Regions from separate parts of the Homo sapiens genome. Here regions 2 and 3 are each linked to region 1. A link is a loop called in an ENCODE intact Hi-C map of the cell type or tissue named here. Cell type or tissue: IMR-90. All regions are shown on one strand. Region 1 overlaps STK17B (serine/threonine kinase 17b). Region 2 overlaps HECW2 (HECT, C2 and WW domain containing E3 ubiquitin protein ligase 2). Region 3 overlaps HECW2 (HECT, C2 and WW domain containing E3 ubiquitin protein ligase 2).

Evidence for each region. Hi-C counts contacts between places; a loop is a spot of excess contacts. Peaks named below come from ENCODE experiments on the same cell type or tissue, not always from the same donor. Only the 100,000 strongest peaks of a DNase experiment are listed, where the experiment ranks them.
Region 2: a loop joins it to region 1, with 6 times the contacts of the local background. A loop is called at or near these places in 7 of 110 quality-filtered maps.
Region 3: a loop joins it to region 1, with 2.8 times the contacts of the local background. A loop is called at or near these places in 12 of 110 quality-filtered maps.

Annotation. Positions count from the first base shown.
Region 1 is chr2:196,165,764-196,168,263 of GRCh38, reverse strand. The region is part of intron 1 of STK17B (serine/threonine kinase 17b); the gene reads left to right. Among named protein-coding and RNA genes, the nearest start is that of STK17B, 4.6 kb to the left of the region's middle. RefSeq lists an enhancer at 1,034-1,103. In IMR-90, no CTCF peak of the experiment used is centred here; DNase peaks (open chromatin) are centred at 3 and 1,203; H3K4me3 peaks cover 838 bases; H3K27ac peaks cover 1,308 bases.
Region 2 is chr2:196,333,946-196,336,445 of GRCh38, reverse strand. It overlaps HECW2 (HECT, C2 and WW domain containing E3 ubiquitin protein ligase 2), which reads left to right. Exons shown (of 29, transcript NM_001348768.2): 4 at 1,928-2,022. Among named protein-coding and RNA genes, the nearest start is that of HECW2-AS1, 75 kb to the right of the region's middle. In IMR-90, no CTCF peak of the experiment used is centred here; DNase peaks (open chromatin) are centred at 25 and 1,035; H3K27ac peaks cover 1,378 bases.
Region 3 is chr2:196,292,989-196,295,488 of GRCh38, reverse strand. All of the region lies in intron 13 of HECW2 (HECT, C2 and WW domain containing E3 ubiquitin protein ligase 2), which reads left to right. Among named protein-coding and RNA genes, the nearest start is that of HECW2-AS1, 34 kb to the right of the region's middle. In IMR-90, no CTCF peak of the experiment used is centred here; a DNase peak (open chromatin) is centred at 1,198; H3K27ac peaks cover 801 bases.

The DNA of each region.
Region 1 (2,500 bases):
GGCACAGAGTCAGGCCTAGGAGTCATTGCCTGACACTTCAGCCCTTGGATAGTATATACTAGAATGGTTGGATTAGAGTTAGTTTAGCTGACTTCCTATTGTGATTTTTAGAGGATTAAGTTTATGAATTATATTTTCTGTTCAAAATATTTTAAAAAACAAAACCTGTTGGCAGAATACATATGAGGAATATAATCTCTTCCTTGAAATTGAAAATCATCATCATTTCCATCTTGATACCAATACTTCTAATCAATGACTAATTAAAAACACATACTTCTGCCACACCAGGAGAAAGTTCTTCCTTTACTTTTGATGGACGTTAAATCTCTTTTTCAGTTTCCTAGGGAAAGCTTGCTAGCAGTAAATGCCTTAAATGCCTATGTAGAAAGGAGTTGCTTCCCTTAGAATCTTCGGGCTTACTTTGCTTCCTGTTGCCTTTCCAATGTACTTCATGATGATCTAGACTTATCAGTGATAAATCTTGATAGGACACTTACCTGAATCTCCTGATTTTTGGAGGCTCTTAAAAGAGTGATGTTCTTAACTGCAGTAGGTATTTGTATTAGTAGCTTATATTAAAAACAAGTAGCCACCTTGTCTGGAAACAGTGGTAAAAACAAAAGGTCTATTGGCATTACATTATAGTATATGACAAAATAATTTTATCTGTGTTTCCAGACTTTGTGGCTACCTGTTTAGAACTGACATTTTGTAAGTGCAATTTAAAATAGTTACTTTATTTGTCCAAATGCTGAATTAAGCAGAGACTAGCTGCATTCAGAGCTCCAGTACTGTAAATTCAAGATGGATCTCAAGTTCTCCTAACCCCTCGAAGACATGAGATATACCTACAAATTCTTTTTTCTATATCTCATAATTCTTACAATTCAGTTCATCAAACATTTTTAAAATTCCTACCGGGTGGCAGATACCATGCTGGTTGCTTAGGCACAAAAGTAAAAGGATGCTGCCCTTTAAACACTGAACAGAATTGCAATCTAACATGTTACATTTTGAGGTAAAGAAGTATGCCAAGGATCCTCTTATTTGAAGCATAAAGGAGAAGCCTTTAAATCAGCCTGTGGTTTTTAGGCAAAGCTTCCTGGGGGAGAGGCCATTCTGTGTTGAGTTTTGAAGGATGTGTAAGAAGAGTTAGCCATTTAAGGAAAGTAGAAAGGCTTTTTCAGGCAAAGAAGTATAACAAAGATGTGGTGGCAAAATATGAAATATGAGTGCGGCAGGAAATGTAGCTGGTGTATACTTGGCCTCAGAGGCCTTTATGTGTCATGCTGTAAGTACTTGAAAGCTTGTAGATACTGGGGAGCTAATGAAGGAATCAAAACAGACAATTTGATTTTCTAAATGTCTTTATTATTGTATATTCTATTTTTTAAAAACTTTCTTATTTGATAATTTTGAAATAAATATCATGATAAATACTTTTTAAAATAGAGCTAGAGGTTTATAGAGATAGTCTTGCTTTTGTTCACATCACACTTGCTTTCTGCATTCAAGTAAGTGAAGGCCCAGATCAAGCCTAACATTTCCTTCTTTTCCTTCCTTCACTGATCTACTTCCAAATTCTTTTGGTAATTATTATAATGAGAATTAATGAAAAAAATCTTTAAAAATAAGTGAGATACCATTATTTGTAGTAGTACTGTGTGATTAAAAGCTTAATTGTGTCTTACCTTCTATTACACTTTTTATAGGATCTAATCGTGTATACACATGCATATAAATTTACTTACCAGGTCCCTTAAGATTTTTTTTAAATGCTATAACCTGATAAAATGTTATGAAATGAATTTCAAATGGAGTGAGACATATAGGTAATTTAGAATCGGTAATATGAAGTGTGGTAGAAGACAAGAAAAGGCCTGGGAATTGTTGGAGTTAAAGAGAATTTGGTGGGAAATTTAGGAAGATACAAGAAGGAGCGACAGAGAGCTGACTCATAACCTGCATGTACCTTATATGAAGGGCAACCAGATGTTTGAGGAGGGCTTGGTGGACAAAGGTGACATTCATGCTCCACTATATGCAAAACTGGCCAAAGGAGAGGAAATGGAAAAATATCTTGGCTCTGACAATTGGTTCAGATGCAGTAAATAAAAGGAAAATGAACTTAAGAAATGCTTAATGGATGCCTAAAGCAGCTTGTGATGTAGGTATATTTTTAATAAATAGATGAACTTATGAGGAAATTGGTACCCATATTGATCTTTCAGAACAATGGAAAAAAATCAGTGAAACTGAGCGCTATCAGAACTAAGAAGATACATAAGTAGTTAAAACAGAAAACAAAAATACTTTTAAGAATGAAGTTTAGACTAAGTTGGGATGAGAATTTTGTACATGGAAACAGTACAGCTGTTCAACAATGGCAGGGAACTGCAGGGAGAGTATTTTTGGGTAGAATGTTAATTTTGTTTTGTGGAACAATAGCGATATGCCCTTGTGACTTGCACTGTACCTGTGTCAGTGGACATGAGTT
Region 2 (2,500 bases), 170 kb before region 1:
CCAGCATGAAGAGTGTGATACCAATGAGCTCATGTCCAGAGAATTCAATCCCCATGCATGTTACCACACTTTATTCTGCTCGGACCGTCCTCGTGCACACTACTTAGCTTTGTTCTTGCAGACTACATGCTATTCGTCTTGGAAAAAAGCAAGTGGGAGAGTAAAGTTTGCTCAGGTCTGTCCAGCTACTACTATTTCAGAAATAACCAGTAATCTGTGTTTGTGTTCAGGAAAGTCATTTGCAGAAGAGTTCTCAGGGAGGCAAAGTAATAGTAAAGCTAGAATTCCTGCGTAGGTCATCTCGCCATTCTTCAAACCCAGCATGCTTCATCTGTGCCTCCCTGCTTTTGCCACTCCTTAACTCTCTCTAGCCCCATTTTGCTCATCCATTAGACCTGTTTTTTCCATGACACCTTTCTGACTCCACCATGTCCTCTCTCATCTTCTCTACGCTCTCTATGCTGTTCGACCTGGTGCTCTTCCTTTTTAGTGTGTGTCTTTTGTATTTTGCCATGCCTGTGATTGGCATCTCAGCAGCTACACTACAGAACAGCCACTAGACCAGAAACCTTTCCTTGATTCCCTTGCACTTTCTGGCACATTGCTTCCTGGCCATGTGCTGTGGCAGGTACGTAGTAAAAATCTTCTGGCCAATGATGCTTATTAAATTATGAATTATTGGATAGTGACTCACATAAATAATATAAGGACTCAATATTTTTACCCCATAACAACTTTTGTTTTTTTGAGATTTAGTATTTGTTCATTGGTAGGAAGAGTGTAATGATATAAATTCCTGGAAGAGGATTTTTCTTCAGTTATCATATCTTTCTCTTAAAATAAGGAAACCAAAGACCCTGCAGGAGGCCATTTGGTACAGTCGAGAAAGTCAGTGAAAGATGAACTTCCTTAGGGAAATACATTGAGCAGCCCCACTTTAATAGTCCTGGTGACTCATTTGAGAGAGGAACTCCCTCCCGTAGCCTAGGATTCTCCCTCCAGGGCCTGCCCATCAGCATCCTTGCATATTTAGAACGACACCTTGGGAGAAATGCATCTCGCAGTGACACTTCAGTGACTCAGACGCTTTGTATACAGAGAAATTCCAGTGACTGTAGGTTTATCTTTAACACAGTTTGGTTTCGTGCTTTGGAATTGTAGTTACTTTCCAAAAACCATAATTGGCATTTGTATTACTTTCTATCAAAGTGGAATTATCAGAAAAAAATGTATGAAATGTGTGGATTGCCACAAGCTGTGAGATATAGACATCAGTTGTTTGTAGATTTGATCCCTGTCTACTGGGTGTATTTAAATGACTTGGAAAATTAAAATAATATAAATTTACAGATCCTGTCACTAGAGAATCTACTACAGTATACTTCCATGCTTTGTTAGACTGCTTTTCCTCTATTTCCATTGAGAGCTACAGTCAATGTAGATAGAGGTTATGAGTGAAGGCTTTGGAATCAGACAGCTCAGGTTTGAGTCCTGACTCTCATTTCTTATCTGTCTGACCTGCAGCAAACCTCAACATCTCTTCTGTAATATGGGGAAAGGAATTTCTGCCTCCCAAGGTTCTGTGAGGGTTCACTAACAACATGAACGTGAGACATAACATTGTGGCACGTTAAGGAGCACCTCAATAAATGCCAGCTAGTCCCATTCTTATCGCTACACTATTTCTATTTTGGCATGTTGTTTTGGTGCATCATTTTTCTGATATGTTCAAGAGGTTACAAAGTTTTGGAGGAGCATATAAAATCAAACAGAAATTGATGTAATTTGTTGGCGCTGAGTGGAAAAAAGAGGTCATTCAGAGTCATGAGTAGGATTCCCTGAGAGGTGGTATGGTGGATTTCCACAGCTGATTCCTCCATGACTTGTTTCACTGTTTAAATTACTGTTTTCTCCAATTGCTTTGCAGCGGAGATAAAAATCTGTTTTAAATATTACCACGGCATTAGTGGAGCCCTGCGAGCCACGACCCCCTGCATCACCGTGAAGAACCCAGCTGTGATGGTGAGTGCCCCTCGCTGCCAGCTTCCTTGTGAGATCCATGCTGGGTCTTGATTTCTATTTTTACCTGTGCGGCCCTGACAGGGTTATGAGGAACAATGAAAAAGGAAACACATAACAGTGTGGGCACTGTTATAGGAAAGGAAATAGCTTACAAGGTTGGCACACCTGAATCCCTAATTCGAATCAGTGGAAACATAGGATTTGATTTGTAACAGCCATTTGTAGAGTCGACTCTCCGGGGAACCCATTCATGAAGCAAAGTAGCAAGTGCCCCATTTTGGAAGGTTTAAACTTAGTGTGGGTGACCAGTTGGTAGGAAAGAGTGGCATTGCATCTTATGTGAATTTTAACTATTTAAATTATGGGTGATTTACCTGCCAGTCAACTTAAGGAGCCGTTGCTCGGAAGGGAGTCTAAGTTGGCAGTCACAAATGCACTGTTTTCCTTAAGGTCTTAGTGCTGGTTCCTTCTCAATGCT
Region 3 (2,500 bases), 130 kb before region 1:
ACCTGAAAGCTCATTATGATCCCTACACAAACTAGTGTGGTCTCAGGACTCTAACTTGCAATGACTTATGTGAAAATATATCAGCAACACTGAGCCAAATGCAGAAAACAGTTGCCTTGCTGATTGTATTTAAAACTCAAAGCAGAGTCAGCCAATAGAGCCAAAACTGTTACTTAGCTGAAGTTAGGTTTTTTCTGACACTGCCCAACTTCTGTTATTTCCTTCTCTGCTTTCATGGTATCACTTTCCTATCCTCTCATGCTCTCTAATTGCCCAGAGCCCATGCATAGGCCTGCCTGCATTGACAGTACTCTCTGCTCTGAACCACACAACTGCTCACAGCCATCAAAACCTCCTCTTATTTAGCCTGTCGGTTGAAATATGACTCAAAAGTATTTTATACTCAAGTGTACTGAGGAATTAAGGTTCAAGGATGGTTCATTGTGGTCTTCTTTCTTCTTCCCTTCCTCCTCCCTTCCTTTCTTCTTTCCTTTAATTTGTTTTGATAGGGAACAAGTATTTAATGACGGTAAATCAATCAGAATAATTTAGGTTATACTTCAATAATAATGACCAACAAATCTCAGTGGCTTAAGCTAACAAAGGATTACTTCTCATTCCAAGTCAGGTTATCAGGGTCCCTGTGGTCACTCAGGGACCCAGAGAGCCAGGCTGGGGAGCATCCCTGTTCAAACATTGCCACTTGCTGTGTCAAAGGGAAGAAAGCTCTAGAGGGACTCACATCAGCAATAAATGCTTTGACCTGGACATGACACATCTTGAGGGATCCTAGAAAGACTGGAGCAATGTTGACTGTCTTCACACTCATTCTTCTTTGATCCCTAATAACGAACACAGTACTGGGTACAGCAAAGACAATAAATGTTTATTAAAATGAAATCATTTCCAGAGACTCTAGAGTCCTTGGGGTTTGCCTTGGGCTGTCTTAGACTAAAATAGATAACAACCCATAAAGTTTAGACTAAAATAGATAACAGAACCCATACGATTTAGACTAAAATAGATAACAGAACCCATAAAGCTGGAAGAGGTCCAGACTCAGTCTAGTGTCCCTGAGACACTAAAGATAAAACGAATCCAAAGCCCTTTGAATCAGTCTGAGAAGAATAGAGTTCCAGGATGATCATTCACGGCCTGGTCAGTTTCATGAATATCATATTCCCTCTGATGATTCAAGGAAACAGCTGCCATACAGTTATTCCTCTTCTGCTGTTTTGTGCATGGTATTATGCAATAAATATTTATTGACTGACTCATATGTGGACAATCATGACATAGTCAGTTTGTGGAATCTTCTTTAAATATCATAGAAATGAAGACTGTAAGGTTTTGGACAAAACAATCACTTTTCTGTGTGGTGGTATAGTGGAGTTTTTTTAAACTTGCATTTCATTCATATACATCCAACCAAATATACACAGGGAAAAAGAGAAAAAAAGAAAAAAGAATGAGATGTACAGCCCAGGCACCTCAGCCTGCTATTCCATTCACCAAGCTTATATGCCTCTATGAAGGGTGAGATTCTAAAACCTCAGTCTATTGTGATCTCAGTTGAGTGTGATGGTCAGTGAGAGCAACTCATTCCATTGCATGTCCTTCTAGTATAGAAATGTATGGCAAGCATTTTTCCATGCAACTTGGCCCTTAAGTGTATACTAGTTGTGTCATCTGGCACTCACTCAGAGAGCCAATAACCTAGTCCAATACTGGGGGAGAAACTGGCTATGTCAGGGCTCTCTGTAAGGTGGCATATTCATCGCCAGTGTGGTATAATTTTGACTGTGTGTTTCTTTCCTAAAACCAGCTTCAGGATTTAATGGCCCATGTGCAGTGAGACTCCACAACATGTTTGTTCTTTAGTAAATTAGTTCAACCATTGTGGAAAACAGTGTGGAGATTCCTCAAAGATCTAGAACCAGAAATACCATTTGACCCAGCAATCCCATTACTAGGTATTTACCCAAAGGAATATAAATCATTCTATTACAAAGATACCTGCACATATATGTTCATTGCAGCATCATTCACAATAGCAAAGACATGGAATCAACCCAAATATCCATCAATGATAGACTGGATAAAGAAAATGTAGCATATATATACCATGGAATGCTATGCAGCCACGAAAAGGAATGAGATAATGTCCTTTGCAGGAACGTGGATGGAACTGGAAGCCATTATCCTCAGCAAACTAACACAGGAACAGAAAACCAAACACCACATGTTCTCACTTATAAGTGGGAGCTGAAAAATGACAACACATGGACACAGAGAGGGGAACAACACACACTGGGGCCTGTTTCAGAGTAGGACTGGGGGAGGGAGAGAATTAGGGAAAAATAGCTAATGCGTGCTGGGCTTAATACCTGGGTGATGGGTTGATAGGTACAGCAAACCACCATGGCACACGTTTACCTATTTAACAAACGTGCTCTTCTTGCACATGTACCCCAGAACTTCAAATACAAATAAAAGTTAA